2 separate regions of the Homo sapiens genome follow, and region 1 is linked to region 2. The links are chromatin loops, found by intact Hi-C in ENCODE. Cell type or tissue: heart right ventricle. All regions are shown on one strand. Links, peaks and the distances in the headings refer to the core of each region. The heading gives the core; the rest is flanking DNA. Region 1 holds the start of RDM1 (RAD52 motif containing 1). Region 2 holds the start of CCL14 (C-C motif chemokine ligand 14).

Region 1 (5,373 bases), core at 268-5,267, 54 kb before region 2:
AGAGTTCTCAGATTTGATCAAGGTTAATTCAATGAGGAATGGAATATAGAGAAGAATAGGCAGCAAGATTAGTAGGAAGCAGTCAGATCAAGTAGCCAATCAGGAATTGAAATGGTCCTTGAAAAGGGAAAGATGACTGAATTGAGGCATACAATGAGATATCATTCTGTGGCTCTGGGAAAGTAAAATTGGTTGGCATGTTAATATGGAATAGGGTTTCTACAATACCGCTTAAAGAATGTTCCCATCCTCTCAGAACTGAAGGGAGTTTCAAACAGGCAGTTTGTGAGCCATGGTGAGTATGATGATGATGATGTGATGATGATGATACAGTCTCCTTTATGTAACAGCTGGCAGAAGACCTGGTCACACCCACACATTTTAAATTCACATAAAACTAAATATATAGGCTGGGCGCGGTGGCTCACGCTTGTAATCCCAGCACTTTGGGAGGCTGAGGCGGGTAGATCACCTGAGTTCAGGAGTTCGAGACCAGCCTGACCAACATGGAGAAACACCATCTCTACCAAAAATACAAAATCAGCCAGGCGTGGTGGTGCATGCCTGTAATCCCTGCTACTTGGGAGGCTGAGGCAGGGGAATCGCTTGAACCCGGGAGGCGGAGGTTGTGGTGAGCTGAGATCACACCATTGCACTCCAGCCTGGGCAACAAGAGCGAAACTCTGTCTTTAAAAAAAAAAAAAGTAAATATATAATATATGGCTGGGCACAGTGGCTCACACCTGTAGTCCCAGCACTTTGGGAGGCTGAGGTGGGTGGATCACTTGAGGTCAGGAATTCGAGACCAGACTGGCCAACATGGTGAAACCCCATCTCTACTAAAATACAAAAATTAGCCAGGTGTGGTGGCAGGCGCCTGTAGTCCCAGCTACTCAGGAGGTTGAGGCAGGAGAATCACTTGAACCCGGAAGGCAGAGGTTGCAGTGAGCCAAGATCATGCCACTGCTCTCCAGCCTGGGTGACAAAATGAGACTCCATCTCAAAAAATAAAAATAAAAAGTAAATATAGCTGGGCATGGTGGCCTGTACCTAGCTACTTAAGAGGCTGAGGCAGGAGGACTGCTTGAGGCCAGGATTTAGAGACCAGCCTGGGCAACACAGGGATACTCTGTCTCTAAAAAAATTAAAAAGTAAATATAAGCAGAAGTCTTCTGGCAAAGATTTCATTCATTCAGTCATTTTTTAGAGATAGGGTTTCACTCTGTGGCCCAGGCAGGAGTGCAGTGATGCAATTATTGCTCACTGCATCCTCAAACTCCTGGGCTCAAGCGATCCTCCCACCTCAGTCTCCCAAGTAGCTGGGACTACAGGTGCATGCCACATCTGGCTGATATTTAATTTTTTATTTTTCTTTCTTTCTTTTTTTGAGATGGAGTCTCACTCTGTCACCCAGGCTAGAGTGCAGTGGCACAATCTCGGGTCACTGCAGCCTCCACCTCCTGGGTTCAAGTAATTCCCATGCTTCAGCCTCCCGAGTAGCTGGGACTACAGGCGCATGCCACCATGCCCGGCTAGTTTTTGTATTTATAGTACAGATGGAGTTTTGCTATGTTGCCCAGGCTGGTCTCAAACTGCTGGCCTCAAGTGATCAGCCCGCCTCGATCTCCCAAAGTGCTGGGATTACAGGCATGAGCCACGGTGCCCAGCCTTATCTTTACAATTTTTTTTATAGAGATGGGGTCTCATTTTGTTGCCCAAGCTGAGATTTCTTAAAAAGGGACAGCATAAAATGACATGAGGTTTAGCATCAGTAGGTTTTAGTTCAATCTCGAGTTTCCATAATTCTTGTCAGGAACCTTAAACAAGTCGCTCAACCACCTTGAGTTTGAGTTTCTTCATGTAAAAAACCCAGAGAACTGGAAGATTAGTGTGGCAATGCATCTGAAAATATTCTGTAAACCAGCGTGCTGGACAAATGCTAACCTATTATTGAATTCAGCACTTCATTTCAGCGGAGCTAGGAATTCCATATTTGGACCCACCTTGACTGGAGATTTCTGAAAAAGCTGCTTCCGGTCGCATGCCTTTTGGGCTCTGTGGGCAGCCCTTGCAGAATAAAACTTAATGACGGCATAGAAACCAGGATGGGCCACTGCAGCATTTGGGAAGACCCGGACTGAATACAGAAGGCCAAACTGAGAAAATGCTGTGAACAGAGAATGCTGTGGGGGTGGGACAAGTAAATGCATGAAATCTCACGCCCAGAAAACAAAACCGCACATGCCCTCATATTCCCCAAACCTCTCTTCGCGAAGGATGCGATTCAAAACACTTCCCACTTAATCAACAGGTTTTCCTCTTAAAATCCTAAACTTTAAGAAGCACTGGAAGGTAAAACGTTCTGAAGGTGGAGAGATACCTCTCCGGGACTCTAAAAATCTGTTGGGGGTCGTCAGTTGTCAGTTGGGATCCCCTTTATAATTAAGAGTCCTTCAGCGGAGGCTCAGGCAGGTGAGGGTCTGAGGCAGGACTCCGGAACTCCCAGTCAGCGGGTGGGCAGCTTTCTCCATCCCTCCCTCCATCCTGGCCCCGGCTCACATGCAAAGCCTCGGCCGTGGGTCCGGAGCTCAGCTCCCACACTAGCAAGGTTTTGTCACTCTCGATGGGAACCGCAAAAGGTACCAACTCCGCCATCCTCCCTTCACCGCACCTGCGCGGCTAACCCTCGCCCCAGCATTGCGCCTGCGCAAGGCACGCCCGCGCTTTTTTAAAAAGAGGCGCATGCGAGGGGCGGGGACGGGGCTCGGATCGCTCCCTTGCCCCTCCTACCTAGGGCCAGCCTCTGAGTCTGTTCCCCTCCTCCAGTCACAGCCACAAGATCCCTGAGTTTAGAGCTTCCGTTCAATGCATGTTTAGGGTAAAGTCCCAAAATAGGCTGACAGGATGGAAGGGTAGGGACGTGTTTATAGAAGCCAGCTTCATCTTCACTCCTGAAGGAGATTAGGGTACTAAGTATTAGCACTTGTGGGAAATAACCACGAAAGATGCAATCTTTTGACTTAAGAGGTTTTTTTAAGAGTTTAAAATTGCAAATAAAAGTATAACTCACTAAACCATTAACAGTCTCGCATGAAATCCTTAAAAAGAATTCCCTGATTGTCCTACGTCATTCTGGTGAATCGTGTATGTGTACTTGTGGGGGTCAGATGATGTGAGAGGTTGGAGGTACGAGTGAGAAGGAGAGATTAATTTTGAAAAAAGAAAAACAAACAAACAAACAAACAAACCCACAAAGAATAAGTCCAAATAAGGCACCAACATTGGAGCTGATGGTGTCTGAGAAGGGTAGGTGTCATAATCAGCTACGTGGTGGAGGAGTGTAATCAACTGGTGGGTTCATCATACCCACTGCCCAGAAAAGCTGATTTACTGAGACAGTGTTATTGAAATAGGCAAAGAGTTTCATAAGCACAGAACCAGCTAAATAGAAGACTGGAGTTTTACTATTACTCAACTTAGCCTCCCTGAAAATTTGGAAGCTGGTGTTTTTTAAAGGGTAATTTGGCAGTCAGGGGGCCAGGGAATAGGAAATGCTGACTGGTTGGGTCAAGGATGAAATCATAGAGAGTCAGAGCTTGTGTTCTTGTGCTGAGTGAATTCCTGGTTGGGGGCCGCAAGACCAGATGAGCCAGTTTGCCCATGTGAGTGGTGCCAGCTGGTCCATCAGAATGAAGGGTCTGAAAAATACCTAGAACCCCAATATTAGGTTTTACAATAGTAATGTTGAAAGCAGTTAGTTAGCTTGGACACAAAGCAAGGGAAGGGTCCCCGGAGAGATCCCGGCTCACAGGGTCAGTGCCTTACCCCCACATAACATAAAAAGCAGCCTGGGAAAAAATTCAAGCTACCAGCACCCATAAGAGAACTAGCATAGGGTGTTGTGCCTGGAGACATGCCCACGGCTGCACAGATGGAAAAACCTCTGGCCCATTTGGATAAAAGCTTGCACAAAACTTCAGCTCACTCAGACAAAAGAACAAGGCCTGGCATAGAAATGCCTTTGTCCTTTGTATAGTCAGTGGGCTCCCAGGATGAAGTTGCTTCTACTTTTGTGGGCATGGGCATAGTGGGCTCCGGTGAGTTCCAGTGGGCACTCTACTTTCCTTTTTGGACCTGTAAGTCCAGCCTCTATGAATCATCACTTCAGCCCCTGATAGGTCTTGGGCCAAGCTAAGCAGCATCTAAGAATCATTTCAGCTCCTGATTGGTCCTGGGCCAAGGCTCCTTGCCAAGCTGAGTTCTCCAAGACAGCTGTCGGACTAAGCACATTGCTTCCCCTTCCCAGTCCATAAAGACCCCAGCCTCACAGGGGACACCCGTTCTGGCCCCCACGCTCTGCTGGCAGAGAGCTTTCTTCTTTCGCTTATTAAACTTTTGCTGTAACCCCACCTTTGTGTCCACGCTCCTTAATCATCTTGGAGGTAGGACAAAGAACTCCGGGGGTTATATCAGACAACTACAGAGTGTTATATCTTGGTGCATTGCTGAGACTACAACAGTGTTTTGTATAGGAGCAACTGGAGAGGTTAGGAATCTTGTGGCCTCTGTCTACATAATTTCTGAGCCATAATTTCTAATCTTGTGGCTAATTTGTTAGTTTTACAGAGGAGATCTGATTCCCAAGCAGGGAGGTGGTTTGTTTCAGGAAGGGACTATTATCTTTGTTTCAAAGTTAAGCAGCAAAAATTCCTCTCATAGTTAGCTTGGCCTGTGCCCAGGAATGAGCAAGGGCAGCTTGGAGGTTAGAAGCAAAATGGAATCAGTTAGGTCAGATTTGTCATAATTTTTATAAAGGCAGTTTCAGTAACACAAGAAGTAAAGTGAGTCCTACTACTGTTTATTTTAATCCTAGAATGTCAGAGCCAGAAGAGACCCTACAGGACAAGTCTCTTGTGATTTCTGAATAATGATCCTCAGACTCATGCTGTGATAAAGTTTTCACCCCTACTCTACAAAATGAGGACCATATGGAAAATATAATCAGGTTTTTTATAATTTCATAAAATAAAGTAGATTCCACTCCATTCTTCTACAAGTATGACCTCCCTATAATGTTGATACTAAAAATTTTTCTATGAAAAGATGCTAATAGAGGATAGTTGCTTTAATGCTCTTACTTGGACATTAAAATTAAAAATTAGAAACCTCGGCCGGGCCTGGTGCCTGACATCCATAATCCCAGCACTTGGGAGGCCGAGGCAGATGGATTACTTGAGGTCAGGAGTTTGAGACCAGGCTGGCCAACGTGGTAAAACCCTGTCTCTACTAAAAATACAAAATAGCTGGGCACGGTGGCTCATGCCTGTAATTCCAGCACTTTGGGAGGCTGAGGTGGGTGGATCACCTGAGGTC
Region 2 (5,373 bases), core at 128-5,127:
TATCTCTTTGGACCTCGGACTTTGGACTGATTTTTAGGTGTAGCCAGCTCGCTGATCCCTCCTGGGTGCCCCCATGGCCAACCATGACCAGCAGGGGACCCTCCAACTCTGTGCACCTGACAACCTGCGTCTGTGCTCCAGGACTCCAGCTTCTGCCCCTCTGGCCTGGGCTCTGGCTGGACCTGTCCCACAGCTTCCTCTCTCTTCAGGTGCCTCAGGACCCTTTTCCATGTTGAAAGCTGCATTTAGAGAAGAGATCAAAGATATAAGGGATTTTGCTGTTGATGGACAGCAAGCTTTAGAGGCATAGGTGATGTGTTTCAGGTGTTGAGGGCAGTGGGAGGCAGGGGCAGAAACAGGGACTGTGCAGATCCTTATGGGGCTTTCTGCTTGGCATGACTGCTCATAGATAGGTAAACCGTATAATGCAGTTACTCCTGGTGGGTTCAAGGCTTCACCTGGTGGTGAAGCTGTGGCTTTTTGTGAGGGCAGGGAGGGTACGTATGTGGGGCATCCTCTTGACCTCTGTTTATGGAGGTGACAAGGCCTGAGAAGCCTGGTTGTGACTTTGGCATGCAGGCCCCCATATGGCCCTTAATGTGGCCCACAAGCCCTTCCTTATCTGTGGAAGGCTGGAGGCCAGGAAAGGGTGGTCATAATCCCTACTCTGGGCAAGCTCTTATTCCAAGTACACAGAGCTCCTCCTTGGGCCCTGAAGATAGGTTTGAGAGCTTATTCTTGGAGCATAGTCCTCCTCTTGATTTCTGTCTTATTCCATCTGTCCCTCTATCCCTCCCTCCCTCTTTCTCTCCATCCATCCATCCATCCCTCCCTCCCTTCCTCCCTCCCTTCCTCCCTTCCTCCCTCCCTTCATCCCTCCCTGCTTCCCTCCCTCCATCCATTCCTCCTTCCCTTCATCCTTCCATCCACACATTCTTCCCTTCCTTCATCCATCCATCCATCCATCCATTTCCTGAACACCTGGTATGGGCTAGGCTTTCTGCTAAGCCTTCTAGGGGATAAAAAAGTTAGTAAAACAATATAGTATAATCTGATGTGTGTAAGCGAAGGGGAGGGGTTGGATAAAATGTCTTCATGCATCATTCCTATTCCAGACAGCAGTGAAGAAAGGCCTTGAAAACAGCACAGAAAAAAGGACTATGGAGTTTGACTGCTATAGAGAGCCCTTTATGAAGTGTTACCTAAAAAATCAAATGATGATTTGTAGCTTTTACACTTGTCATGAAGCTTAAATAAGATAATGCATACAGACTGCCTAGCAGAGTGCTTGGAGTATAGAAAGCATTAAGAAAACGGGGTCTGCTACTGTTGTTGCTGAGGAGGAGACGGTCTTTACACTGCTTTTCTTTCTCACTTTCTGCTTCTCACTACCTGCATTGCAGGCCTGACCTATTTTTTGTACCAGGCTCCAGCAAAACTTCTGCAGAGCGAGGCTTGATGCCGAGGGTGCCACACCCTGGTGTCCTCAGTGCATGGCCAATGAGTAAATCCCGTAGAAAGGAATGAGGCCAGGGAAGAGCATGAGTGGTCTTTAATTCAAAGCAGGGAAGCTCCAAGAGGGTGACTGGGGCTGAGAGTTAGCGGTGGGTGGAGGAGGGGGCCTTGGCATCTTCTCTTTATGTCTCTGAGCTGTGCCTTCGCCACCCCTTCTGGGTCACTCAGTTCTCCTTCATGTCCTTGATATAGTCCTGGACCCACTTGTCACTGGGGTTGGTACAGACGGAATGGCCCCTTTTGGTGATGAAGCTGTGGAGCAAGAGGGAGAAGGATCACAAACCGAGGGGCCCAGTGGCCGGAAGAGACAGCCCATCTTCCCTCCCTCCTAAATTCCCCACCTGACCTATACTGCTTTTCCTTTCTTCCACAGAGGCAGCTTAGAGCCAGTCTCCTCTCTGAGACATACTCTTCGGTTCCTAGGACCCCTAGACCCATCTAGTCTCTGTGTCCCCCTGAGGAAGTGCCCTCTTGCCTTCTTCTCCCTTCTCTGTCATCTCCCCATCCATGGGGTCAGTTTCCCCATGGCTCCTGCAGGCTCCAGCCAGAAAGCGCTCAGATTGCCCCTCAGCTGCCTCTCCCCATGTAGTCACACCTGGGAGGTACGCTGGGGGTCCCCATTCCACCACCACTCCCTGCTTCCCTCCAGGAGGCCCTGCTGGCTCCCTCTCCCCCCAGTGTGATGTGTGTGTACCACCTACACAATTCCGGGCTTGGAGCACTGGCTGTTGGTCTCATAGTAATCCATAATCCGCTGACGCGGGATCTTGTAGGTAGTGTAGGTGAAGCAGCACTCTGAGGGGTGGTAAGGTCCCCCTGAGGAGAGAGCATCAGATGCTGAGGAGGGGCCCCTTGTTAAAGGCCATACCATTGGCTGCTCCTGCAAGCTGAGGGCATGGAGGAGGGAAGGAAGGAGGAGACAGCCCCTCAGAACTTGGAGGGGAGAGTAGGCTTTCCTCATCTTCTCTTCTCCTTCTCCATGGTACTCCTGGGCTCTTCTTTTTCTCCTCCCTCATCATCAATCACCCTTCCTCCTTTTCTTCAACCCCTCTTGGAAAGACTGGTGGATGACTTTCAACTCCAGGATTGAAGAGCAGCACACTCAGATCTTCTTACACCATCTCTGGGGGCCGACTGGCAGAGAAGGCTAGGGACTTGGCCAATATCATGCAGCCTTCATGCCTTATTCGGGAAAGGTGCTCCAAATAGGAGGAATATTTGGAAGAAATCCCAATAGGGATTTGGAGACATGCCATTTGGGAATGCAAACCCAGCCCCTCCTAGTGCTCCACCCTGCCCATGTCCCCATTGAACCGACAACCTGCAGAGAGAGCAGGATGCCCACAGCAAGCCCCAAGGACAAAGGCCACAGAGTCAGGGCACCCAAATCCTAACCTAACCTTGCCTGTGCTTCCTGTGTACTGTGGCCATTTTACTTTCCCCCTGTTCCCTCCTCTGTAAATGAGGCCCTTGGACTGCATCAGTGGTTTTTACACTGAGCTCCCTGGAGCTCTGGGGGCCTCAGGGACTATTGTGGAGGCCTTGCTGCATTTGAGAGTGGTGTCTTGTACCCTACTCAACCCATTTTTTCTGTTTTACATATTGGGCCTCTGTGGAAGATATTGCTTGAAGAAAAGGTTTTGTGGTCTAAAAAGTTTTAAAAATCACTGGATTGGGTGATTTTTTCATCTATTTTCTGATTGAGAAGTTTCATGGCTTTTATAGGAGAAGCAAGGTGACAGCAGCCACCCCAAGCTTGAATTATAGAGGTAGCAGGAAGGACATTGTAGGCCAAGAGCCCTGTACAAACAGGCACATGTTGTGGTTATGGAGTGGAGAAATCAGGTGTGTGCATGTTATGTGACCCTGCTTCATAGAATCATGGATGTGCATCACAATGGCCTCAGAGGTCACTGAGGGTGGCCAGATGTCTGGGTGGAAGGGTCTCATCCTGTTTTCCAGCTCCATTCCAGGCAGCATCCTCACGATCCAAAGAACGGCATAAGGGGCCCCTGTTTCCTGAGACCCAGTCAGAGCTCCTATACTCTCCCACCTTGTTCCTCTGAGCTGACAAATGACATCGGAGAGGGCAAGTCAAACTGTGCACATACCCACCAACTTTAGCTGTATTTTAACAACCTTCGGTTTCCCCCCAGTTTCTGAAAAGGAGAGTAGGTAAAATGGAAGAGTGATAAATAGTTTTGGTTATCTCTAAAGGCAGCTTATTCTAAGAAATCAGCTGAGAAAAGGGGGCCTAGGATGGACCCCACACTGTCGTGTTTCCCCCCAGCCCATACCCAAGCAATGCTGCACTCACTGGGCACAGGTGACGCTGGAAGCAGGCTGGGCCCAAACCTCAGGAGGCCAATAGAAAAATGCCCTTGAGGGGCTCAAGACACTGCTCCTAATCTCCCTGAGGAAATATACCCCAAATGGGGTGGGCCACTCTTTTGCTTAGCGGCAAAGAGAGAGAAATTGAGGGAGTAGAGAGGCAGGCTGGTCTCACTCCATGTCCTTGAGGGCAAGGGGGGACTGGTCCTGGGGGGCAATGATAAGAGATCAAGGCCATGTGAGGCCTGGAGATTCAGGATCTGTTTATTTGGAGACTAGAGGGCATTTGGGGTAGTGGAATGAAGCCTGGAGTCTCCCAAGTCAAGTCTCATTGGTCAAGGCTGGAAGATCCCAACTTAAACTCTTAAGCAGAACCTACAGTCCTAAGTCTCATCTCCATCCTGCTCACCACACCATGGGGTGAAGTGCTGTGGTGCTCAGTAGATAATTCATTTATATAATGTTGCTATACACACAATTTCAAGAAGATACCAGCCCTCCTTTCTGAGTCCCTGCTCCTGGTCTTCCCCTGAGCCCCAACCTCACTCCTGCTTATTTCCCTGCAGGCTCTAGGTTGGAAGGAAGACAAGGCATTGCACTCACGTGAGGAGGATTCAGTCTTGGTCCCTAGGGCGATGGTGATGAGGAGGAAGAAGGGAATGGCAGCCACGGAGATCTTCATGCTGTGGGAAGCTGTTGTGGGAGGAGAGCTGGCCTGGTGGGAGCTTCAGAGGCTCCTGCGGTGAGGAATTGTTGAGAAATGATCATTGAGGCCAAATATTTTTTAAAATAAGGGAGCTGAGACTTGGAAGGGAAGTAGGAAAGCAGTGATGCCTCAGCAATTTCATATCCTGCACATGTGTTGTTGGTGGCCTGAAGGAAGCAGGGAGAGCCAAGGTTTAAGGGAGGAAATGGTCTTCCATCCCCAGTGGGAAGAAGTTCAACTCTTTTGATAGAAGCCTTTCCCTAGGCATGAACATGAGCACAGGGCTGGGGGCACTGTGTCACACTTAGCAAAAGATCTCAAGGCTGGATGTGTCCTGTATCCAATTCCATCTCAGGCCTTAGAACAGGCCACGTGGGGCCTGGACATTCAGGATCTGTTCATCTAGAGACTAGAGGGTGTTTGGGGTAATGGAATGAGGCCAGGACTCCTCCAAGTCAGGTCTCATTGGTCAAGGGAAATCCTAACTTAAACTCGAAGCAGAACCTGCAGTTCTCTGTCTCATCTCCATTCTGGTCACCACACCATGGAGTGAAGAAGTGCTGTGGTGCTCAGTAGATAATTCACTTATATAATGGTTGCTATACACACAAGCCACTGTCCCAGTTGCCTTATGAATATTAGCCTATTTAATCTTTAGAACAGCAGTTGAGGAAACAGGCTCAGAATCAAAGCCTAAGCTTTTGACAGTTGGTAAATGGAACTGGGGTTCAAATTCAGGTGGTTTGGCTTCCAAGTCTGTGTTCTCACCCATTATGCCATAAAGAAACATGGGACTCCCAACGGAGCTCTGTAAAAGCTTA

The links. Hi-C counts contacts between places; a loop is a spot of excess contacts. Peaks named below come from ENCODE experiments on the same cell type or tissue, not always from the same donor. Only the 100,000 strongest peaks of a DNase experiment are listed, where the experiment ranks them.
Region 1: a loop joins it to region 2, with 2.9 times the contacts of the local background. A loop is called at or near these places in 1 of 110 quality-filtered maps.

What each region holds. Positions count from the first base shown.
Region 1 is chr17:35,928,073-35,933,445 of GRCh38, forward strand. It overlaps RDM1 (RAD52 motif containing 1), which reads right to left and starts at 2,701. Exons shown (of 7, transcript NM_145654.4): 1 at 2,560-2,701; 2 at 2,004-2,183. The coding sequence starts at 2,655. In heart right ventricle, for the core only: no CTCF peak of the experiment used is centred there; DNase peaks (open chromatin) are centred at 2,737 and 4,290; H3K4me3 peaks cover 1,001 bases.
Region 2 is chr17:35,982,122-35,987,494 of GRCh38, forward strand. It overlaps CCL14 (C-C motif chemokine ligand 14), which reads right to left and starts at 4,608. Exons shown (of 3, transcript NM_032963.4): 1 at 4,450-4,608; 2 at 2,217-2,331; 3 at 1,167-1,767. The coding sequence starts at 4,528. The coding sequence ends at 1,680. It overlaps CCL15-CCL14 (CCL15-CCL14 readthrough (NMD candidate)), which reads right to left. Exons shown (of 7, transcript NR_027922.3): 5 at 4,450-4,583; 6 at 2,217-2,331; 7 at 1,535-1,767. RefSeq lists an enhancer at 1-186 and a silencer at 1-186. In heart right ventricle, for the core only: no CTCF peak of the experiment used is centred there; no DNase peak of the experiment used is centred there; H3K4me3 peaks cover 1,070 bases; H3K27ac peaks cover 1,508 bases.